Regions from separate parts of the Mus musculus genome. Here all the other regions are linked to region 2. The links are chromatin loops, found by intact Hi-C in ENCODE. Cell type or tissue: heart. All regions are shown on one strand.

Region 1 (5,000 bases), 160 kb before region 2:
CCAAGGAGAAGCCTATAGGATTAAAAATGGATTCAATGTTGCCAGTGCTCATGAAAATACTGGCTAGGTCGGGACCTTCTGGTAGACAGATGACAGTCTTAAGTCTGCAGCCCAGGGGAGGAGCTGTGGTCTAGGCGCACAGGAGTGAGTGAGGTTATCTATAGAAAATAGACAAAGGGAGGATTGAGATTCTGAGTCTTGATTATTTAGCCTAACATAGGTTTCCAGCTGCATACATTTCCCTGTATATGCCATGATGTCATTTTTTTTTCTCATAGCTGTATATCTTTGTTGCTGTTTTGTTTTTTGAGATAAGGTCTGTAGTCCAGGCTGCCCTCAGACTTGCTATGTAGCTAAGGATGCTTGTAAATTTCTAATTTTCCTCGCTTCCACCTCCTGAGTGCTGAGATTACAGGTGTACGCTGCAGAACCTTTTACACGATACTGAATATGGACCCCAGGGCATATTGCACGCTAGGCAAACATGTTACCAACGGATCTACACTCCCCAGCTCAGGGCTGGGAGTCTTGGGCTTGGCTGACATTAACTACAGAGCCTCAGAAAGGAAAGATGTCCGTGTCCCACATGATCCCCTGAATCAGATTCTGAGGGACAGAGTCCTAAGAGGTGGTTCTGTCCTGGATCAAAGACAGAGGACCACTCTAGTGAAAAAGAGTAGGACACAGCAGGGGTCAGAGGAGATGAACAGGGGCAAGAAAGGAGTGGGTGTAGGCAAAGAAGAAGCCACTAGCACTGGCCAGCAGAAGGCCCCTGGTAGCCAAGGTAGAAGGCATGGCTGAGCAGTAGCCGAGGCCACAGATGAGGACCCTTTGGGCTCGTGGCTTCTGGTTCAGACTTAGCCTCGGTCACACTACCACCTCTTTCCTTCCCTCCTGGTCCCATAAACTCCCCGATTTGACCCCAGTGCCCTGTCTTTACTTTCAGATCAAGTGTTCCCTCCCACGTGTAACATAGGGAAAAATTTTCTCTCGCTCAATTACCTTGCGGAGTACCTTCAACCCAAAGCCGCCGAAGGTTGTGTCCTGGCCAGTCAGCCCCACGAGAAGGAAGTGCATATCATTGAGTTAATCTCCCCCAACTCCAATCCTTACAGGTGAGCACGCCTGTGCACTCAAGTGCACCCATGTCTGCATGTATGTACATGTGTGTGTGCGTATGTGTGTGTTATAACCTGAGAAGAGATGAAAGTAAAGATCTGTTCTCCCCTGATATGAGGGTGAGAGCGGGGAGCAGCTCACTTTATTTGGAGAGAGGGAAGCAGCCATGCTTCAGGCAGGCGTGGATCACAGAAGAGGAGGACGGCACTCAGCATGGTGACGTGGTTTGCATTATCACCTGGTTGTAAAGATATATATGCCAGAGAGTTCTTGAAGCCCCTTCTTAACTTCTGGGTTTAATTTTTAAGATAATGGTTCTCCTTTGCTATCTCCTTTGACGGACATCATCACTGTTGAAACAGTGATGTAATTAGAGTTACAGAGTAGCCTTATTATCTACCACAGTTACCATTTTAATATGCCTCTTTTGATTCGGTTATATGTATAATATCCTCAGAGTACGTATGCACCGTGTGTCTGTGTGTCTGTGTGTCTATGTGTCTGTGTGTGTCTGTGTCTATGTCTATGTGCGTGTGTACTGCATCTTCATGGTATGAATCAAGGATCCATTAAATAGATATCACAATCTGACACTTGTGGAAGTTTGATTCTCCCTATGAAAATAATTAGATTTTGTTGTTGTTTTTAAGGAGGGGAAAAATAATAATTTTCTACCCTGACCTGTATTTCATATGGGCCAGTGACTCAAACTTTACCAGTTTTTCTGTAGAGAGATTTTTGAAATGAGACGTGTAATAGAGTTTTCATTTCAAAATTGAATAGACCACAGATCGTTTGGGTGAGAATCTGTTCCATGCCATGTACAGAACTCTGTGGAGGGACCTGGAGAGTGCGCAGACCTTCAGCCAGGCTTTCTGATCATTGTGTCTCACACTTGAAACCACGACAGACCCTTCCCTCAAATTCGGAACGTTTAGTAAAGCGTTCATTTAGTAAAAACCATTTTCTCTCATGCTCAGTTCTTAGAAGTTTGTATTGTGCTCATCAATTTTGTATCAATTGCTTGCTTGACCACTAATTTAAATAACTTTATATACAGAAGCTTGGGAAAGTAAGTGCAGATATGATTATTTAACTGTTACTGATGCCGTAATCAAAACTTACGTAAGTCAAGAGGCCTTTGGCCTTTTATTTATTCTGACATTTCCTGGAGCATGTGCTAGCATGCCTCCTACCCCTTCCCTCCTCCAGCCTCAGCCACCCACATCAGGCTTTGAAGGGCTTCAGCATATAGGGACTTAGAAGTTCCACAACAAAGGGCGAAGGCACAGAACCTTGAACACAGACAATTCTGCTTCAGAAGGAAACTCCCTTGGTGTTCAAATCCCTTTAACTGAGGAAGCATTGAGGAGCCTTCCTCCCTCCCCCTCTCTAGAGGAGAAACACAGCTAATTAGCATCAGGCCTGCGATCCTATTGTTATGTAAACCCGTTTTGTTCAGCGTGCAACAGCAATCTGTTTTGCACATGTCATTTGCCTGGGATCCACGCCAGCATTTTAATCAACTGGCCAGACACTGGAAACACGAGGCTTGGAGCAGTGGCAGCCTTCTGGCTCCGGTCTTGACTTTGCCTTTGGTTTTCACACACAGCACCTTCCAGGTGGATATAATAATTGACATACGACCTGCTCGAGAGGATCCTGAGGTGGTCAAAAACCTCGTCCTGATCTTGAAGTGCAAAAAATCTGTCAACTGGGTGATCAAGTCTTTTGACGTCAAGGGAAACTTGAAAGTTATTGTAAGTTGGTTGCTCATTTCTTGGTCTTGTTAAACAGCAATAACTTAAACTGTGGTTGTGTGTGTTATTTTTGCAAAGGTTCTGCCTCTTTGAACTTTCTAAGCTCTCTGTTAGTTTTCACTCTGCAGCCTATACTTGGTTTCTTCTGCTGGACAGTCAATGTCATGGCTAAAACATGGCCCTAGGGAACATTGTGGACTTGGGTTTGAGTCTTGGCTCTATTACTTAAAAATTATGGCCTTGGACAAGTTCTTAAAGCTCTCTGAACTCCAGTTACCTCATTATGAAAGTTCTGACATGAGTTAGTGTACTTTCTAGTCTTAGTAAACATGAAGCAATGAACATTTTCATGTCTGCATATTCTTTAGGGGGTCAGTGTCACAGTCTGGAACCAGGTGCATAGGGAGGAAGGAAAACCAAGCTGACCCCAGCCCATGCTGTAGACTTCCCTGTTGAGATAAATATGTGATGTTGGGTGAATCTGGCTTGCATCCAACTTCCAGGAGTAATACTCTGACAGAAAAGTAACTCTGGGCTCTGTGTGTATATGGAGGGGGTGGGGAGTGAGGGTGGCATGGGATGGGATGGGATGGGATGGGATGGGATGGGATGGGATGGGATGGGGGTTGGTACTCACTCAGTAAATGACTTTATCCTGCAAGCTGTAATCCCAGGGCTGGAGTGTGGAAGACAAAAGAACCCTGTGAGCTCAGTTGCTGTCCATTCAGCCTAGCTGGCTTGGTGAGCTCCTGGTTCAGTGAGAGAAGCAGATAAAGATTCAAGAAAACACCTGATGTTGACTTCCCACCTCCACAAACACATATGTGCACCCTGCTCACACACATGTATATGCACTACACATGATCCTTTCATGGTAACCAGCTTACCTCTAACATAGCTTCCCAAAGCTTCTGTGAGGGGCCTTGCAGGCTGACAGGCTAAGGCAAAGGTTCATGTTGAAAAGTTGATGAAAGTTTGGTAAAACCAAGCTCATCTCAGATATAATTAGGGGGAAAAAACAACCCGATTTGGCATAATATTGGAGCAAAGTGTGGTGTGTGTGTGTGTGTGTGTGTGTGAGAGAGAGAGAGAGAGAGAGAGAGAGAGATCTCCTTGGCATCTCTTTTGTAAGAGTCAAATTTTTAATGTGTGTTAATTGACCATCTTTGTTAACAGCTAAAATGGATTGTAGATGTTTGGAATTTAGGAGAGTCGAGTTGTGTTGGTTCAGCATTCCTCTGCCCACTGCACCTTCCATGTGATCTCTGTCCTTTTGCTCACAGCACCTTCCATGTGATCAGCAGTGAGCAAAACCAACAGTTCCCTACAAGTCCAGTCACTTAGGTGAGCTCCCAGAGGAGCAGACAAAGCCAGGAGCACATCTTAATTTAAAATGCTTTTTCCTTGTTCCTAGGGATTTTTATATTATTATTATTATTAATTTACTTCGACTTTGAAACAGTCCAAATAATCCATCAAATGTAGTAGTGATGCATGAGGCTGGTACTGAGTGCAAAGCCTTGCCGTGATTTTCCAAGGTCACAGATATTTTGATTGCCTTCCCTTGGCATGGCGTAAGGGGTGGTGGCGACCTGGAGTGTCTGCTGCCTTTGCTGCCTGGCACGCCGGCCAACTGTTTTTAGTTTCAGAATAACAAAAACAGGAAAGGGAATCATGCCTTGAAAGGCAGAAAACATGCGGTGCACTTTAACTCCCTGCTGGAGTTTGTATGTACTTAGCTCTGACTGGCGGCTCTGCTGTCCCTGCATGCACGTGCCTGGACCACAGTGGTCCTGGGCTTTGCTTGAATGTCCCTGTCTGTCAGAGGAATCAGAGAGACTAAGAAAGACGAGGAATAAGATCGGCCATCATCCCAAACAAGATCTGTTTATATTCCTCTCTCTGGCTGCACTCCTGTTCCAGGCCAGTCCTGGACAATACATGACAACATTGCTAAACAATTAGGTAATGTTTCATGATGATCTTTTATTCCCCAGTCAGTTTCAGGCTCTTTGACTTCTAACTCCCTGTCCCAGATGTGAGCTGTGCTATGAGGAACAGGTACATGCTAAGACAAAAGTTTAGGTTGCAGCTTAGGAAGAGAGAAATGGTCTTCCCTTT
Region 2 (5,000 bases):
TTCATTGTATTTTAATACCTCCATGACCCTCTTAGGAACCACTAAGTCCTGATGCACACCTTTCAAAGCAACCCGTGCAGAGCCCATGCCTAACAGCACTGGGACAGGGCTCTCACAATTGAGGCACTTCCTCTAATCACTCCAGGGCTTTAGTGAAATTCTAGGCCATTGAGCCTGCTGCAGCTCAACCTTGCCAGTTTTGCACCCATTCCTTCGTTCCTACCCATCTTTTCACGTGCCCACCTCTTCTGTAACATATCAAAGTTTTAAGGTCCTGAAAAGAAAAGGATAGTGGAAAGGTAGGAGAAAACAGCTCCAAGCAAAGCAAGTATAACACCAACAAATAGTCACATAGTAAAACCCTGCTCCCCCTGCCCTCAAATCAATAAATACATTTATTTCAATTTGCCAGGTGTGGTGGTGCATACCAGTACTTCCAGCACTTGGAAGGCAGAGGCAGGTGGACCTCTGTGTTCAAGACCAATCTGGTCTACAGAGAGTGTTCTAGATCAGCCAACGCGCCACAGTGAGACACTGTCTCAAAAATAATAAATGGATAAATAAATAAATGAATGTACTGAGTGCCTGGTAATAGCACCAATAGATAGATAGAGATAGGTGAGAGAGAGATTATAGATATATGATGCATAGATGATAGATAGATGATAGATAGATAGATAGATGATTATTATAGATGATAGATGATAGATACATAGATGATTGATAAATGATAGATAGATGATAGAAGATAGATTGATAGATGATAGATGATTGATAGATTAGATGATAGATGATAGAAGATAGATAGATGATAGATGGATGGGTGGATGGATGGACAAACGGACAGACGGATGGATGGATGGACAGATGGATGGATGGATGGATGGATGAATGGATGGAGTGAATGCCTTGTATTCCCAGCACTGGGAGCAGAGATAAGCAGATTCCTTGCCAGTCATCCTAGCCCACATACTCAGTTCCAAGCCAATGACAGACCCTACCTCAAAGAGGGAGAGGGAATGTCACCAAAAGCCCAAGATTGTCCCGACTTCTCCTTACACAGGTACACATGTATGTGCAAAAAGTAAGAATGGGGAAAATGAAATTCTCTAAAGTTAATATCCAGCGAAAACTAAAAAGCTAAAGGCCATGTTTTTCTCCTTACTCCAATTTCATCATATGCTGGGAAATGTATGTATATATGTATGTATGTATGTATGTATACACACACACACACACACACACACACACACACACACACAGGAAGGGACACGGTGTTCTCATTTCCACCCACTGCATTCTTCCCAGCTGCCAGTTCTAACATCTGCCATCCCTTAAATGTGAAACGGAGCATCAGGTTTGAGGGCTCATGCAGTATTGCTAAGCCCCTACTTGCAACAAAAGTACAAATAGTCTCTGGGGAGAGAAGTCCCCACAGTGTCCTTATATCATCACATATGCTTATGAATGCTACAGATGTCGATTAGGCAGAAACTTCTGAAAGTCCCTGTGCACAAAGAGAAAGTTCTCCAGATTTCTCAATGGTGGGGCTAAGGCTAGAGTTCTTGGCTGATAACATTGCTATACAAGGAGAGTTTGCTGCAACATTTCGTAACTCAAGAGTGCAGGCCTGCGGCCACACTCTTACAACACAGTTGGATTCATCTCACACTGCGGTGAGGAGAGAGTGGGAGGAATTTAAACATTCTTAGCTTTGTTTGGATTATCAAAACAATTCCTCTTTATGGAGTGCACCAAGGTGTATCTCACGATCTGTCCAGGGCAAAAGACAGGTTAGGATCTGATGTGGAGGCAGAGAAACAAAGTGGTTTTGTCCCTGACTACACAGTGACTGGGAAGGCGGTCTGGGTGAAGGTACATAGAAAGGGGAGGCTGGAGAAGGAAATTAGAAGGAGGCAAATGGCAGAGAGGACAGACCCTGGGGGTGCTTTGAACATCCTCGCTGGAGCTTAGCATGGAAATACAGTGCTGGCAGATATGCCTCTGACCACTAATAGACAGAAGGGGGGTGCATTGGAGGGAGGAAATGAGCCCCCAAGCTTCAGGAGCGGCTTTCCTCCTTCCAGCTATGAAGGTGGGGGCAGGGAGGCGCTCAGCATTTCTGCTCATGCCCAAAGACTTAAAAAGATACACAGAGCTTCATTTCTAGAAGTCAACTGTCATTGACCTCAAAGAACAAAACACAAAAATATACCTCACTGCAGGCATGCTATGTGCTGAGCACTAGAGACCCAGAGGCACGTACATTAGACAGATAAAGCCTTGTTGTAGATGATAGACAGGAGGGACTGGTAATACGGTACAGGGGAGCCCGGGGAAGGAACACAGGTGAAAAGCCCGGGGTAGAGAATGGTTAAACCACCACCAGCTCTGTTTGCCTGAACACTTAGTTTTCTGTGAGAGTCGATGTTTTGTGTTTATGTCTTCAAAGTCTTACTGATAGATCCATCCAAGTGTCCCGGGCAGCTGCCTCACAGAACATGCCAAAGGAATTCCTGCCATCTGGTGGACAGAGGCAATGTCACCGTGCAGCTCCAGGGTCACAGCATCCAGATTCTGCTACCCTGAGTTAAGTCTGATACAGCTGGCTGTGGCGGCCCCGCACCCACAACCTCTGCACCAGGGAGGCGGAGGATCACTAGTTCAAGGCCAGTTTCCGTTACACGAGCTCCTGTGTAAACTTAAACAAACAAGGGTGCTGGAGAGTGGACCGGAAGTCCAGAGCACTTGCTCTTGCAGAGGTCCTGGGTTTGGTTCTCGGCACGCACGCCGTAGCTCAAACCATACTTAATTCCCATTCCAGGTGAGCTGACACCTTCTGTGGTGTACATGCATGCAGGCAAAATATTCATATGTGTAAAATTTAAAAATCTAAAAAAAGAAAATGAAAAGTCCGACTATAAATACCCTGATGTGCTTTATTCTTTTGTAATCATTGTTACCGATTTATTTTATTTTATTTTTATCTATGTGTGAGGGCATGTGTGTGTGAGTTCAGGTGCCCATGGAGGTACCATGGAGGTGCTGAGAACTGAACTTGGGTCCTCCGCAAGAGCACTAATTGTTCTTCCCTGCTGAGCCCCCACCCCCACCCCTCATCAGCCACTCAGATGTACTTAACAAAAGTTAAGGAAAAATATGCAAGAATGTTCTCAAGAAATTCAACCATGTCTGAAAGAGGACATGGAGAATGGCGAGGGGACGATAGAGAGCCCGCTGCATAGTTGTTCTGATGCTGTGTTTCGGGGCCACTTTTACCCCTCCAGACTGCAGGCACATAAAAGCGCTTTGCAGCTGAGATTCCTTTCAGTCTTGGCTCGCTCCTTCACTTCACACTCCTCCAATCAAAGTTTCTTTTTCAGTCGATAAAGGGTAAGCAAGGAGGCACTAAAACATTTCCCAGTTGTGCTGTTTATACTTTTAAGTGTGAATATCCGAGGTCCCACTCAATGCTCAGACACTCAGAGATACACGACCATCAGTCCCCAGCACAGATGGCCTCAGACGCCCATGTTCCGAGGAGAACATACTTTCAAAATTAACAAGTTGGAACGCACTTCTAACAACTTATATTACTCCCAGTTGATGGACTCGATTTTATAAATGCAATTTGGACTCAGAGATGTTAGACTTCTCAGAACAAACAAGCTTTGGGGACTGACGTGATACGTTTAGAATTGAAGCTATCTTTAAAAAAAAAAAAAAAAAAAAAAAGACTCCAGAAGAAGGGTCCTACATGTATATATCAAGTGTGGACATTTTTGCTTTTCCATGGTATTTTATACACACTGGCATTTTTTATTGTTGTGACATTTGACACAAGAGCAAGAGTTAAAAATGAGACTGTGCTAGAGTTATGAAACTTTTGCCCGCTGGTCTTTCACACAAGGCTGTGAAGGGTTACTGTGGATAAAGTTCCCACCAGCTGTTTCTCCTCCGCCGAGGTCAATGTTCTGGGAACAGAGTACCAGCAGCTTGGAGAGGAGAGAAATTAGTCCTGAGATGGATGGGACCTCGGGGGAGCTGGGAAGCCTTAGGACAGACAGTCCACCACGGGAAAGCAGTATAACCCTTCAGATGTCTAAGAATTAAAGAGGCTATCTTTAGACTGGGATTGTCCTGGTGGGTCTTGGAAATCCCTCCATCGGGTCAAGTTCCCAGGCGGCTCTAAGGCCTCGGCTGACTACTTGTGTCTCTCTAGTGGTAAGAAATGTAAAGAAATGAATGTGTGGTCTCTTCCTTCAGGAGACTTGTACTTCACTACAGGTCTCCGAGGAAGTCACTGTCACACAGACATTCCAGGGAAGACATTCCAACTACAAAGTCCCAAGTCTTATTCTGAATTGAAGCATCAGACTGGAATCCTGCCTTGACTCGTCACATTTTTATGAGTTGGGGGTGGGGCGGGGAGTGGGGGGGGAGACCATTGGGAAAATATGTAGGAGCTACTTCATTTTTCTGTCCTTCTAGTTTCTTGTCTAAATCACATGCTAGTCTTTAGAAAAGTTAGAGGGAATGTACACAAAGTATAGATATATCCTTATAAAACAAGCACTCTGGGCATGGTGGCACAGCCAGTAATCCCAGCCCTTGGAAAGAGGAGGTGGGAGATCAAGAGTATCCTTGGTTACACAGAAAACTAAAGGCCAACCTGGGCTACACAAGACTCTGTTTCAAAAACAAACCTAAACAAAAAACAAAGCAGACACTCTAGTTAAGAGAGGTTTCTGATCGACTAAGCAGGTTATATTTATGTATCAAACAATTAAGTTTTAGAAGGCCGTGAATTTGAAGGAGAGCAAGGAGCTGTTTACAGGAGGTCTTGTAGAGAGGGAAAGGAAGGGAGAAATGATGAAGTTTTATTATTATCTAAAAAAAAACAAAAAATAATTTTTAAAGTAAGTTTCCAGTCTGGTATCACTACCAAGAAAGCAAATTAATTAACAAGTGCACATTCTTTCATGTTATTTGTCAAGCTT
Region 3 (5,000 bases), 130 kb after region 2:
TGTTGAAGGATTACTTTCTTGCTTTTTCTAGGGTGTAGTTTCCGTCCTTGTATTCGTTTTTTTTTTTTTTTTTTTTTCTGTTATTATCCTTTGAAGGGCTGGATTCGTGGAAAGATAATGTGTGAATTTGGTTTTGTCATGGAATACTTTGGATTCTCTATCTATGGTAATTGAAAGTTTGGTTGGGTATAGTAGCCTGGGATGACATTTGTGTTCTCTTAGTGTCTGTATAACATCTGTCCAGGATCTTCTTAGTCTCTGGTGAAAAGTCTGGTGTAATTCTGATAGGCCTGCCTTTATATGTTACTTGACCTTTTTCCCTTACTGCTTTTAATATTCTATCTTTATTTAGTGCATTTGTTGTTCTGATTATTATGTGTCGGGAGGAATTTCTTTTCTGGTCCAGTCTATTTGGAGTTCTGTAGGCTTCTTGTATGTTCATGGGCATCTCTTTCTTTAGGTTTGTGAAGTTTTCTTCTATAATTTTGTTGAAGATATTTGCTGGCCCTTTGAGTTGAAAATCTTTATTCTCGTCTACTCCTATTATCCGTAGGTTTGGCCTTCTCATGTGTCCTGGATTTCCTGGATGTTTTGAGTTAGGATCTTTTTGCATTTTGCATTTTCTTTGATTGTTGTGCCCATGTTCTCTAAGGAATCTTCTGCACCTGAGATTCTCTCTTCCATCTCTTGAATTCTGCTGCTGATGCTCACATCTATGGTTCCAGATTTCTTTCCTAGGGTTTCTATCTTCAGTGTTGTCTCACTTTGGGTTTTCTTTATTGTGTCTACTTCCCTCTTTAGGTCTTGTATGGTTTTGTTCAATTCCATCACCTGTTTGGTTGTGTTTTCTTGTTTTTCATTAAGAACTTCTACCTTTTTAGCAGTGTTCTCCTGTATTTCTTTAAGTGAGTCATTAAAGTCCTTCTTAACAAAAACAAAAACAAAACAAAACAAAAACAAAAAAAAGCCGGGCATGGTGGCACACGCCTTTAATCCCAGCACTTGGGAGGCAGAGGCAGGCAGATTTCTGAGTTCGAGGCCAGCCTGGTCTACATAGTGAGTTCCAGGACAGCCAGGGCTATACAGAGAAACCCTGTCTCGAAAAAACAAAAAAAAAAAAAAAACAAACAAAAACAAACAAACAAAAACAAACAAAACAAAACAAAAACAAAAATAAAGTCCTTCTTGATGTCCTCTACCATCATCATGAGATATTCTTTTATATACGGGTCTAGCTTTTTGGGTGTGTTGGGGAATCCAGGACTGGCTAAGGTGGGAATGCTGGGTTCTGATGATGGTGAGTGGTCTTGGTTTCTGTTAGTAAGATTCTTATGTTTGCCTTTTGCCATCTGGTAGTCTCTGGAGTTAGTTGTTATAGTTGTCTCTGGTTGGAGCTTGTTCCTCCCGTGATTCTGTTAGCCTCTATCAGCAGACCTGGGAGACTAGCTCTGTCCTGAGTTTCAGTGGTGAGAGTGCTCTCTGCAGCCAAGCTCTCCTCTTGCAGGGAAGGTGCCACAGATATCTGGTGTTTGGACCTGCCTCCTGACAGAAGATAAAGGCCCAAAACAGGGCCTGTCCCAGAAGCTGTGTCGCTTCCGTCTGTCACAGAAGCTGTGTAGCTTCTGTAGTCCACACTCTCACCTGCGCAGACTAGTCTCTGAGGGATCTGGGAACCAAGATGGCTCCCCCAGGTGCTCTGGCAAAGCCCTCCCAGGCGGGGTGGACACCTCTCCTCTCAGGGCCAAACCTTCTAACAGTGCCATTTCTTGGGCAGAACATATACAAACCATCACACCCACCTCTATTTTCTCTGCCTGGAAGATCCATCCTCCACTGCCTGCCCAGCTATTGGCCATCAGCTTTTTATTACAGCTAGTCAGATATAATTCTAGACTGCCTTAGGCAGGTGAGGAAGAACAAGTATTTACAGAATATGAGCCAGGTGATGGGCCATAAAAATAACAAGACCAAGATTCTGCCAGCATTTAGCTCTCTGCTGGAACAGAATTAACAATTGAGACCACAGAGACACACCTTCACACAGTGTACCTCAACATGTACTCAGTCGTGGGGCTCACAGTTTCTGAAATAAAGAGTAATAGCATTAAAGGTCACATGGGTCCTGACACAGTAATAATAGTAGGAGACTCACAAACTACCTCACTGTCACGTCTACAGAGGCTATTCAAACTAAAACACAGCCTAGGAGCTTCAGAATGAATTACACCACCCATCAACAGCACTTAAGAGATAGCTAAACAGCCAGGCCTGGTGGCACATGCCTTTAATCCCGGCACTTGAGAGGCAGAGGCAGGCGGATTTCTGAGTTTGAGGCCAACCTGGTCTACAAAGTGAGTTCCAGGACAGCCAGAGCTATACAGAGAAACCCTGTCTCGAAAAAAACCAAAAAATAAATAAATAAATAAATAAATAAATAAATAAATAAATAAAATAGCTAAACAATATTTCATCAATACAGAGAGCATACACTCCTCATTCCTGATGAGACCTTCGAATCCTGCCATGAAATACTGAGGAGTCCCCAGAGTTCCTGTCAAGTTTCTAGACCCCAGTTAATTTCTGCTAAGGGGAGCACAGTTGCATACACTGTCCTGGTGCACCATCTTGTGGCCGCTTTTCAAACCACAGCTCTCAAAAGTCTTTATGAAGAAGCTTTATGACAAAAGAACAATATACAAGGCATTTCCTCCTAGTCATCTCATCTCCTAAATAGTAGGTTTTCTCTAAGTGAGTAAAATGGACCCTTTCAGGTAGAATCAGCACAGCTACCATAACTCCAGAGGAAGAATGCTTGAGAGAAAAGGCTCTGGAAGTTGACCACAGAGATTAGACACTTCCAATTTTCTATATGTTAAGCCTGTAGTTTGAGCATGTACTCTGCATCTGCTACAAGTTAGGTTTCTTACATACACAGTAGAAGACAACTGAGGGTGACCAGATAGTTGAGGAAAATGTGGAATGTGGAAAACCTCAAAGCAAACACAAGTGGATAGAAGACCAATGGGACAGTTCCAGGATATAAACATAATAGCAGCCTCCTAGAAATTAAGCATCAATTTGCTGCTATAAGTGTAATAATAGGCCATAGATGAAAAGAACAAGAATAGTCACAGAGAAGGCAAGTCTGTGATTAGATGCACACACTGGAGACAAAGTCCAATCTAAGTGATCCCTGGATCCATGTGGTAGGAGAGAACCAGCTCCAACAAGTTGTTCTTGGCCACACACACACACACACACACACACTCTCACACACACACTCACACACACATACACTCACATACACAATCACACACATACACACACACACACACACACACACACACACACACACACACACCTGGCATTAACACTTTATTTTGGAAAGAGGTTTTTTTTTACAGTATAGTAGACATCTGTATTAGCCAGAAGATGGGGATGTTCCATTATTTTTCTAGATTTTGAGATTTTTTTCTTATCTCTAGTTTCAGAAATAATTACACAGAAATTTTTTCTGTCTTTTACTGTAGTCACAAAATGGCTTTATCTGAGTGTTGTTTGTATTTTCCAAGTCTTGTTCAGTTGAGAACACTGTAGTATAACTATTTGCTTTCAGGTGCCAGGGATTTATTATTATTACTAATACTCTCAGCACTTGTATGTGACAGTTAATCTTCGCTGTGAATTTGACTGGATTTACAATCACATAGGAAACACACTTCTGGTTTCAGGAAGTGTATGTGCTCTGTGTGGGTATGTGAACCTGAATGCAGGTGCCCACAGAGGACAGAGGGGTTGAATCTCCTTGGAGTGAGAATTACAGGCAGTTGTGAATCACTCTGGCTTCTGTGAGCTTGGGTTCTCTGAAAGGCAGTTCATGCTCTTAACCGCTGAGCTGTCTGTCTCCAGTTGTCAGATGTTTTGTCACAGCATCAAGACAAGTGGCCAACACACTGCTACACAGATTTTGTCACTGTAACACCTGAAACAATTTAACTGAGGAAGGATTTATTTCAGCTCAGCAGTTTTAGCTCGCTCATGCTAGCTGCTGCAGTGGTTCTGGACCTGTGAGGTCGTGAGCATTGGGGTCAAGGTGTGGTTGGGCAGAGCTGCTTATCGATGACATCTAGGAGCAGAAAGAAACACATAGGAGCCAGGGACGAGATAAGTCTTCCAAAGCAATCCCTGCCCAAGCTTGAGGAGCTAGACCCCATGTCCTAGCGCCATTCTTGATGGTGCTGGGTTATAAAACCCTGGATGAATTGGTCCAGAGAGGACAGCAACAGCCTGCATGCACCGGTCACCAGTCAGGGACCAATACCTGAGCCTTGGGGGTACATTTTATATCCAAACCATAGAGTACCTACCATACCAACCATTTCAGTCCTCAAAGAGATGAGACGCCTGCCTTTGTAGTGAGACACCTCATCAGTTTCTCCAGACTGCCTCAGATAGATTTTAAGTGTCTAACTGTGCCATGACTTGAAAAGATTGAACAAGGACACTAAAAACAAAGGCCAAGGAAGGTTATAAATGTCTTCAATACTCGGCAGTATTCCAGGTCATTTAACATTTGTGTTACAGCAAAGACTGTGCCCACAGTCTTGTGTCCCATGGTCACCTCTATATGGAATATTTTCTCCTTGTCCCCTTCCTGTGTCCAGACCCTTTTATCCTCTAAGGACAATTAACATATCCTCCCCTCCTCAATGTTACTAGTCAGAACTAAAACCAAGAGAAATATATTTAAAACATAGTAAATGTGGCAGGCCTGGTAGCAGTTCTAGTTAGAGAACTGAGGCAGGAGGCTCAGGTGTTCAAGGCAACTTAGATGCTTTTTCAAAACAAAAGATAGGAAAAGCAGGCTGGGGTACAGCTCAGTGGTAGAGTGCTAATTTAGCATGCACAGAACCTGTGCTCAATCCCTAGTACTATAATAATAATTAATAATAATAATACAGAAAACCCACAGATGATCAGATATTAATTTTATATACTTA
Region 4 (5,000 bases), 240 kb before region 2:
GGCATGTTAATAACAAGTCAGTCGGAGAGAAGCCTGCACTGGTCATAGCTACCTTGCCTTCTGAATGTGGGTCAGAGAGACTGAATAGATACATTCATTCAGTGATCAGGGAGTGGCAGCACCTTTACCCAAACAGGGTGATTTTCAGCTTTTTGATGACACACGCTGTTATTGTTGTAAATAGGACTGGCTGAAAATGTGCCCCTGGGAGTTAAGGCTTTGCTCTCTTCTCTACCACAGATCCTGTCTCCCTGTATCTCTGATCATTCTGTAAGTATCTGTTAAGGGCCAGAGACATACACAGATGCATAGGAAGGAGAGGGTAACTGGGGGTCCTCCTTTGTGTCTCCTCCTTACCAGTCTTTGGCACTGTCCATCAAGGACAGGAAATAGCCATCGGTTCCTTTGGTAAGAGCAGTTTTTAGACAGGTTTGGAAGAGGAAATGAAAACTGTTGAAAAACAGGAGATCTGCGGACAACTGCTAGAGTCTTCTTAGTCCTGTTTCCTGGGAACTCTTTCCCAGTTACCACTGAAAATGGTGGTTTTTTAAGTTTAACTAGCTTGTAGGTGACGCATGCTGGGAATAGAAGCCAGAACCATCCCATGCTATAAACTACCAGCCTGGGTGTGTCTGCCCTGGTTCTGTGCCTCTGGTTGCTGTGATTTGAAACTTCAAATGCTAACTGTGTGCCTAGCACTACACCTCACACCTCCAAGGCCACCCAGGACCTTCCTCTATGGTGGTATAGGGTATGGTGGAGGGGGAGGGACAGAAGCTTTGCTTTGGTAAGGCCTGGTGTTTGCTTGAACCCACAAGTGGACTGCAGGTCTGTGGGGAATCTGAAATACTAACTTCCAGCCATGCTGTGTACAAAATGAAACCAGAAAACAACGAGGCGTGTGTAGAGCAAAAAGGACTGAAAGTGACTGGAAAGATGGCTCAGCAGGTAAAGCAACCGACCTCTGTGCAAGCCTGGTACCCGAGTTTGGCCCCAGATCCCACATGAAGGTGTAAAGGGAGCACTGGAGCCATAGTGTCCCCTGATTGCCAGCTATGCATGTACACACACATGCAATAGTGAAGGATAAAAGAGAGAGAGGCTGAGGATAAGGCTCTGTGGGAAAGTACGTGCTGTGCAAATGTGAGAACCCGAGTTCAGATCGCTAGTACCTCGGGAGATGCCCGGTGGGTGTGGTGGCCCAGTGCTTGGGAGGTTGAGGCAGGACCCTTGGAGCAGGAGGCTAGCTGGACTAGTTGAATCAGAAAGCCCTGGGTTCGAGACAAAGGCCTTGCCTCAACATATAAAGCAAGAGTCACAAGGGAAGACAGCTGACCTCACCTCCACGTTCACATCCACATCCATACGTGTGCATGCACACTTACACACGTGTGAAAAAGGAGGAACTGGGCATCCTGGCAGATGGAGAGGAAGAGGCAGGAGGATTGCTGCAAGTTTGAGGCCAGCCTTTCATTTCTCTGGTACTCATTTTCTTAAACTACAGTTGAGATTTCCTTTTGTTTTCCTGCACCAGAGAGAGAGAGAGAGAGAGAGAGAGAGAGAGAGAGAGAGAGAGAGAGTATCATGCTTGTAATCCAGGCCTGCAGATGGCTGGCAGCTGTATGCCTCAGCGTTTGGAAATAAAAGGAATTTTAGCCCTTCATGAAAGGTAGACATTGAAAAACTCTTTCTCTGCTACGATTCTTATCTTCCCTTTTTGGATTCCCAGCACAAGGAAGTCATTTGCTACAACAAGGATTTGTGGAAACACATTCATTCAAATACAAAAAGAGAAAAACTTGACTAGTGTGTCAAGCAAGCCTTCCCTGTGACAGTGCTGGAATACGAGTTTACATGCCACAGTTTAAAGTTTAAATCATTAGCGACAAGCTCATTGCAGCCACTGGTGAGTGTGTATTTACTGCAAAGGCCCGAGAGATCTAAGCTCACGGCAGCACACATCCCCCTGGTTATCAGTACCATCCTCATGGCTGAGCTGGGGCCCTCGTTCCAGAAAACATACTTCCTTTCGTGTTGGAAATAATCCGCATTTATTTTGACCTTCAGAGGACTCGTGGCCTTGCTGGAGGACATGAGCCAAAATTTATCCTGGCAAGGCCAGAGCTGTTGGAGGCTTGTCTCCACAGGGATTGCATAGAGTGAGCCGTTAGAGGCAGCAGGAGGAAGGTGGCTGAGGTCAAACAGACATTCCTGAACTTTCCGGCCTGAAAATTAAAGGGGTACTTAAGAAAAGCAGTATTTGCAGCCCCTCTCTCTGTGTCTGTCTCTCCATCTCTGTTTCTCTCTGTGTGTCTGTGTCTCTCCATCTCTGTCTCTCTGTCTCTGTCTCTCTGTCTGCCTCTCTATCTCTGTCTTTCTGTTTCTCCGTGTCTCTGTCTTTCTGTCTCTGTCTCTCTGTCTCTCTCTCACCCCTCCCCTTCCCACCCCAGAGTTCCTGTTTGTCTGACTTTGCCAAGGTTAGAGTGTTCTTTGTAGCTGACCTTGGTAGGAAGAGGACATCGAATCTCATTTGTCACTGTGGATTAATGCCTGTAATTCTCTAAAGTTTGTCAAGTGCAGATCTCAGAAGATGGATCACATGACTTTTGAGCAGTATTCCTTGGTTGTAAAAATGTTGTTAGCTGAGGATGCAGCTTATGCCAGTCTTTGCCTAGCGTGTGTGCAAGGTCCCAGTTGGGGAGATATTTTAATCCATCAGGTGCTGTTGCGTAAGCACAAGTCCTCAAGTTCCGTTTCCAGAATCCATGTGGAAAGTCAGGCATGATGTGCATGCTTGTTCCCTGTCCCCATGCTGGGGAGACAGACACAGGTAGATTCCTGGGGCTCACTGGCCTGACAGCCTAGCCCGATGGTGAGCCCATGGTCCCAAAGAGACATTCTGTCTCAAAAAACGAAACAAAGCAAACCAAACCAATAACAACAAAACCCCAAACAAGATGAATGGCTCCTGAGGAATAATATCCAGGTTTGACCCCTGGTCTCTCTTCTCATGCACACATATATGCATACATTCACACACACACACATCCCCCAAGTTTGATCCCCAACATGGGCAAAATATGAATAAATGAATAAGCCCTTATAAAAGTACCGTCAGACTGTTAGGTGGCTGGAGATGACTGTCATGGTGTCTTCCCTCCAACCTCACCTCAGCTGAGACAGCGACCAAAGCGCAAGGCAGAATTCAAAGGACTGCTCTTACTGCAAAGCCAATGTGCTAACTAGAGGCTGCGTGGCGAGTGTGAGAATCCTTAGCTAGACCAGAGTCTCTTGTGACGCTGAACCACAGTTAGCATCTGTTATATTTCTAGCTGTTTTAGAAACAGGAGATGCTGAGGCGCTAGATAAATCACACGTGGTAACATTAAGACATTTGTTTTACTAAGAATATCCATTATGTGAGAACAATTAAAAATGATCATTTTAGAGTCAAGCTCTCAGTTTGATTTGGGGGAGGGGTAAGTATTTTATATCATACTTACATGAAGAATATGGATACTGATGGTCTTAAATACTTCATGTCACTGTTGATGTTTACTGTGCCGGTGAAGAGTTTCATCTGAGCCCAGTAAATGGGAACCACATTCTGTAATGATTTTCAGAACATAAGGTGAAAGAGGTTCCATAAAATACTCAGGTGGGCTGAGTGATGAGATGAACATCTGCTAGGGCTGGGACGATAGCTCAGTGGTAGAGTGTTTCCCTCGCATTCACAAGGCCCTGGGTACAATACTCAGTACAACCAAAAAGGAAAAATAATAGGGAGATAGATAAATAGATAGATAGATAGATAGATAGATAGATAGATAGATAGAAGATGATCATTTAATCCAGGACAAAGGATTCTGACCTTATAGCTGTGTGCCAGCCACCTTGGTTGTCTGTGTGTTTTCTTAACTACACAGGAAGAATGTTAACAAGTCTAGGTATAAAAGAATACACTATGCAATGTGTGTTCAGCCCAACTTCATGCCCAGTGCAGGTGAGAGGGCAGGATGATAAGAGTCTGCAGGCGAGAGCTAGAGAGGTGATCCCCGGAACCCACAGAAGGACTGTTCCATCACTCAGAGGCAGGAGCAGATCCCTGGGGCAAGCTGGCTAGAAGGTTAGCTGTAGAGCTCTGGGCGCAACCCAACCGAAAGACCCTGTCTCAATGAACACCGTGAACAATCAAGGAAGACTTCCGTGTCAATCTTGGGACTCCACATTCATATGTGCATGTGCACATGTGTGCCCCACATGTGTGACTACACATACATTATGCATGCATGATACACATATATGCATGTCCAGTGCATGCACACACACACACACACACACACACACACACACAAACAGAGGAAGAAGTTTGCAGGACTGGTTATGTGTAGGGAAAATAAGAAAGAAAGAAAGAAAGAAAGAAAGAAAGAAAGAAAGAAAGAAAGAAAGAAAGAAAGAAGGAAGGAAGGAAGGAAGGAAGGAAGGAAGGAAGGAAGGAAGGAAAGAAGGAAAAGGAGGAAGGAAGAAAGGAAGAAGAGAAAGAAAGAAGGAAGGAAAGAAAGAGAAGAAAGAAAGATAGATGTGTGTTTTGATAATCTTTGTCAAGTGTTTTTTCAAAGACTGGCCTCAGATTTAAAGCATTATCCAGATGTAGTCTTTGGCCTCCGGTAGTCTTCTGATAGGAACTCGGCCTGGAGCTGAACTTGGACACAGCCTGTTTTCTCTTCTGTTTAATTACTAAGTGTCCAGTCTGCCTCTCTTTGTTATTTCTCTTCTTGCCCTTCTGTTGCTTTCTTCAGGGGCTGCTGTTTATTCTGGAATGCAGGACACCCACATTTAGAATTAGGGTTTGTGTGCCTCGATCCTAACCAGGAATGGGGAAAATGTGATCTGATGTTTTAATCTACAAGTTTTAGTAGACTCAGAAGGGTTCTAATCCACAGCTATGTGCTCAGAATTCCAACCTGTAAAGCCTGCGGGTTCACTGGTTAGTGATAATG
Region 5 (5,000 bases), 330 kb before region 2:
TTATGTTTGTGTGGTTATCTTCTTTCGGGTTTGTTGAAAGAAGATTACTTTCTTGCTTTTTCTGGGGTGTAACTTCCCTCCTTGTGTTGGCGTTTTCCATCTTTTATCCTTTGTAGGGCTGGATTTATGGAAAGATAATTGTGTAAATTTGGTTCTGTCATGGAATATCTTGGTTTCTCCATCTATGGTAATTGAGAGTATTTGCTGGGTATAGTAGTCTGGGATACATCTGTGTTCTACTAGGGTCTGTATGAAATCTGCCCAAGGTCTTCTAGCTTTCATAGTCTCTGGTGAGAAGTCTGGTGTAATTCTGATAGGCCTGCCTTTGTATGTTACTTGACCTTTTTCCCTTACTGCTTTTACTATTCTTTGTTTGTTTTGTGCATTTGGTGTTTTGATTATTATTTGATGGGAGGAATTTCTTTTCTGGTCCAATCTATTTGGAGTTCTGTAGGCCTCTTATATGTTTATGGGCATCTCTTTCTTTAGGTTAGGGAAGTTTTCTTTGAATGGCCCAGAAGCACCTAAAGAAATGTTCAGCATCCTCAGGCATCATAGAAATGCAAATTAAAGTGACCATGAAATTCCACCTCACACCAGTCAGAATGGCTAAGATCAAAAATGGTGACAACAGATGCTGGTGAGGATCTGGAGATAGAGGAACACTCCTCCATTGTTGGTGGGATTATAAGCTGGTACAACCATTCTGGAAATCAGTCTGGTGTTTCCTTAGAAAATTGGACATAGTACCACCTAAGGACCCAGATATACCACTCCAGGGCATATACCCAGAAGATGCCCCTATATATAACAAAAACACATTCTCCTCTATGTTCATAGCAGCCTTATTTATAATAGCCAGAAGCTGGAGAGAACCCAGATGTCCTTCAACAGAGGAATGGATACAGAAAATGTGGTACATTTACACAATGTAGTACTACTCAGCTGTAAAAAAAAAAAAAAAAAAAAAAAACCAATGACTTCATGAAATGCTTAGGCAAATGGATGGAACTAGAAAATATCATTCTGAGTGAGGTAACCCAATCACAAAAGAACACACATGGTATGCACTCACTGTTAAGCGGATATTAAACCAAAAGTTAATTCACAGACCACATGAAGCTCAAGAAGAAGGAAGACCAAAGTATGGATGCTTTGGTCCTTCTTAGCAGGGGTAACAAAAAACACACAGGAAGAAATATGGAGACAAAGTATGGAGCAGAGACTGAAGGAAAGGCCTTCCAGAGACTGCCCCACCTGGGGGATCTGTCCCATAAACAGTCATCAAATGCAGACACTATTGTGGATGCCAAGAAATGCTTGCTGAGAAGAGCCTGATATAGTTGCCTCCTGAGAGGCTCTGCCAGAGCCTGACAAATACAGAGGAGGATGCTGGCAGCCATCCATTGAACTGAGCACAGGGTCCCCAATGGAGGAGCTAGAGAAAGGACTGAAGGAGCTAAAGGGGTTTGCAACCCCATAGGAAGAACAACAATACCAACCAACCACATCCCCCAGAGCTCCCAGGGACTAAACCACCAACCAAAGAGTACATATGGAGGGACTCATAGCTCCAGCCGTATATGTAGCAGATGATGGCCTTGTCGAGAATGAATGGGAGGAGAGGCCCTTGGTCTTGTGAAGCTTAAAACCCCAGTGTACGGGAATGCCAGGGCGGGGAGGTGGGAGTGGGTGAGTGGTTGGGGGAACCCCTTCATAGAAGCAGGGGGAGGGGAGATGGGATAGGAGGTTCTGTGGAATGGGGTCGAGGGACTGGGAAAGGGGATAACATTTGAAATGTAAATAAAGAAAATATTCAATAAAATAGAAAAAATATATAATTATGTTCCTTTTTCTCTTATCCCTCATGAATTAAAAATACAAAAGTCCAGTGTCCTGTTAATACTAATGACAACTGAATACATTGAGAGATTGGTTTGAAATTCCCAAACATATTAACAGTTTCCCTTCTTTCATTTCTTAGTATATGCTTTCATGTAACCACTAGGTGGCAGAACATGCCCACATTCCTTTCAGGGAGCCTTCCGTGCTCACCTTTTTGGGAACATTAATAAAAGTTTCATTATTTGGTTTTGTTTGTTTGTTTGTTTGTTTGTTTTAATTAGATATCTTCTTATTTACTTTTCAGATGGTATCCCCTTTCCTGGTTTCCCCTCACAAAACCCCCTATTTCCTCTCCCCTCCCCCTGCTCACCAACCCATCCACTCCTGCTTCCTGGCCCTGATATCCCCCAATACTGGGGCATAGAACCTTCACAGGACCAAGGGCCTCTCCTCCCATCGATGACCAATTAGGCCATCCTCTGCTACATATCCACCTAGAGCCATGAGTCCCATGGTTGGTTGAAGTTTCATATTTGAAGAATACGTTGTAGCAAGATAAGTACTTTAATAAACAATGTCTCAAGGTGTACTACATGCAGGGAAGACAGTTACTTTTATTTTTAATTCACTCTAGAGCTAACAGCAACACTAGAAGTAGACTTATGTCCCTGCTGCTGCCCTCCCCTGTCCCTCCCCAGTATCTGACATGCGCTATGGACTTGCGCTGGTTAATTTTAGCTTTAAGATATGACTCACTGGGGAATAATGATTTTTTTTTTAAGGTCAGGCTTTCATTCTATAGCTCAGGTTGGTCTGTAACTCAGAGTCCTCTTGCCTTAGGCTCTGAAGTCTTTGCGTGACAGGAGTAAGCTACCACACCCCATATGTTTTCTAACCGTTTAATTCAAGATGGATCCTGCCATGCATCTTTTTTACTATCTTCCAACTTCTAGACATGTTAGGGGGAAAAGCAGTTTAAGTTTCAAGGCTTCTGCACTGTGTCAGTAGATGTGCTTAGGAGTGGCTTGATATACTTGGAAGTTTCTTCATCTTTAGTGGGTGAGTGCTGTTGGGTGTATTTTCTGTAGAAAGGTATAGAATGCAATTCACATTCATATAACCACACGTGCTCAGCTTACCTTGGAAGGATCTGAAATGGGCTAGCAGAAAAGTCACCTACATCTAAAATTCATCAAATATTGCTGTCAAGGTTGTCTGAATTTATCACAGATGACCAACTAGGGGCTATTTAGTACAGCTGTTCACTGTCAGGAATAGAATACTTTCCCCTGAAGTTGTTGGTCAAGGGTGCTCTGGAGATCACCAATACAATATAGGTTATTGTCATTGATCTTGGTTGCCCACTAGAACTCCATAGTAAGACCCTATTGCTGAAAACATCGCAGTTTGGTCACAGGACTTGAAGAAATTAAGCTGGTACTGACCGTGAAGTTTCCTCCCTGCTGGCTATCTTAGTACTGGAGGGTACTATTTATGTGGCTGGGGAAAGATTGTGAGCCTACAATAAATGAACAGATGGCAAGATATGCCCATGGACACAGCAGTGGCATGCATGTTATGGGGATAACCAGCTAGGTGTTCTCTGGTTGGATTTAAGGTCCAATCGACAGGAGGGAAAACATGCCTATCACTGTAAATCTGGTCAAAGAAACCATGGTTGAGTCGTCACAGCCCCAGGGGTGAACCTACTACTATTTTGCTAAATGACTTTAACTTTTAAAGTTTTGCTAATAACTTTAATATCAAAATACCCTCTAAATTCACATCTGCCTGCAGCTTTCAGACCCCATCAGCGAAATTTCTTTGTGCAGTGGATGAGGCTTAACCGAGAAATTCACAACTGTTCAACTTGCAGAGAAGTGTCCATGGTGCGTCCAGCCACAAATGGGTCATCTGTATCACACCCACTCTCAAAGGCTTCAGGGTCATCATGGAAGATGGGGAAGAAGGACGGGAAGAGCCAGGTGTCAGGAGGACCAGAGTGAACAGGGTCTTCTGGACAGACCTGACCACCCATGAGCTAACAGCGGTGTGGCTGCCTGAGCGAGACCTGCTAAGATCGAACTGGTCAAAACTCTAGGAGAGCGGGAGCCCCTGCTCAGGCTGAGGAGCTTCTGACAGTCAGCTCTCAGGAGGAAGAGTCGGTTGTCTTACAGGTTGTGGCCTCTTACAGGTTGAGTACCATGGAGGCATACAGTGGACGGCCCCACACTTGTGAGTACAGCCAATACAAGTAGGATTTGGGGGACTAAACGTGAAGTTGGGAGGGGCTGGGAAAATGGGAGTTTGGTCTGGGGGAGTTAGGCAAATACAATAAAATGCAGAGTATGCATGTGTGAAAGTCTTGAAATTAATTTTTAAAATTACACTTAAAAAAGAAATTTGATTCAACCAACTGCTGGTGTGGAGCCCCACAGGACTGGGGAAGCGAGTCTGAGCTTCAGAGGCTGAAGCCTTGGGTGTGGCCCTAGCTGAGCAGCAGGCTAAACCTCTCTGAGCCTCAAATATGAACGAAGCAAGTGTGATCACACGCTGCCAGGAGACCAACAAGATGATGATTATGGCAGAGGCAGAGAAATGGAAATTTCTGCTTGCAAGGTGATTGTTATTGTCTGGGGGGGTTGCGTATCATCCTTGCCTGCTATCTACATTGAGAGGCTTTGCTTGTATCCCCAAACCCCTGTTTTCCAGCAGAGGAAAGCAAATGAAGCGATTGCCAAGCTCCTTATTAGGGGCTTGCTGTTTGCTTGTTTGGTGCTGTAGGTCACACCCAGGGCCTGGCATACACCGAGCACTTTCTAAACACCAAATACTGTTTCTGTCTCCTTACCTAGCAACTAAATTCTTTTTTAGCCTTAAACTCACTATGTAGCTGATTATCTTCTTGAACTTCTGATCCAGCTCTGCTAAGATTACAGGTGTGCTGAATGGTTTTCGTCTCATCCTGACACAAGCTTGGGTCACCTGGGAACAGTTAACCTCAAATGAGAAGGTGCCTTCATCAGACTGGCCTGGGGTCCAATCCGCTGTGGGTGGTGTCACCCCTGGGCCGGCAGTCCCCGGTTGTGTTGAAAAGCGGGCAGAGCAAGCCATGTTGAGCAAGACAGTTAAGTAGTATTTCTCTACAGCAGTGG

What was found. Hi-C counts contacts between places; a loop is a spot of excess contacts. Peaks named below come from ENCODE experiments on the same cell type or tissue, not always from the same donor. Only the 100,000 strongest peaks of a DNase experiment are listed, where the experiment ranks them.
Region 1: a loop joins it to region 2, with 2.4 times the contacts of the local background. A loop is called at or near these places in 5 of 42 quality-filtered maps.
Region 3: a loop joins it to region 2, with 7 times the contacts of the local background. A loop is called at or near these places in 8 of 42 quality-filtered maps.
Region 4: a loop joins it to region 2, with 2.8 times the contacts of the local background. A loop is called at or near these places in 2 of 42 quality-filtered maps.
Region 5: a loop joins it to region 2, with 7 times the contacts of the local background. A loop is called at or near these places in 25 of 42 quality-filtered maps.

What each region holds. Positions count from the first base shown.
Region 1 is chr5:107,145,905-107,150,904 of GRCm38, reverse strand. It overlaps Tgfbr3 (transforming growth factor, beta receptor III), which reads left to right. Exons shown (of 17, transcript NM_011578.4): 6 at 947-1,115; 7 at 2,732-2,879. Among named protein-coding and RNA genes, the nearest start is that of Gm42146, 54 kb to the right of the region's middle. In heart, no CTCF peak of the experiment used is centred here; DNase peaks (open chromatin) are centred at 2,614 and 4,594.
Region 2 is chr5:106,988,384-106,993,383 of GRCm38, reverse strand. No RefSeq gene overlaps it. Among named protein-coding and RNA genes, the nearest start is that of Cdc7, 27 kb to the right of the region's middle. In heart, a CTCF peak has its summit at 2,534 (motif pointing left); DNase peaks (open chromatin) are centred at 1,623, 1,923, 2,623 and 4,003; H3K27ac peaks cover 666 bases.
Region 3 is chr5:106,858,208-106,863,207 of GRCm38, reverse strand. All of the region lies in intron 31 of Hfm1 (HFM1, ATP-dependent DNA helicase homolog), which reads left to right. Among named protein-coding and RNA genes, the nearest start is that of Gm33327, 58 kb to the right of the region's middle. In heart, a CTCF peak has its summit at 2,629 (motif pointing left); no DNase peak of the experiment used is centred here.
Region 4 is chr5:107,231,214-107,236,213 of GRCm38, reverse strand. The region is part of intron 2 of Tgfbr3 (transforming growth factor, beta receptor III); the gene reads left to right. Among named protein-coding and RNA genes, the nearest start is that of Tgfbr3, 56 kb to the left of the region's middle. In heart, no CTCF peak of the experiment used is centred here; a DNase peak (open chromatin) is centred at 2,073; H3K27ac peaks cover 2,830 bases.
Region 5 is chr5:107,317,926-107,322,925 of GRCm38, reverse strand. No RefSeq gene overlaps it. Among named protein-coding and RNA genes, the nearest start is that of Brdt, 11 kb to the left of the region's middle. In heart, a CTCF peak has its summit at 1,995 (motif pointing right); no DNase peak of the experiment used is centred here; H3K27me3 peaks cover 609 bases.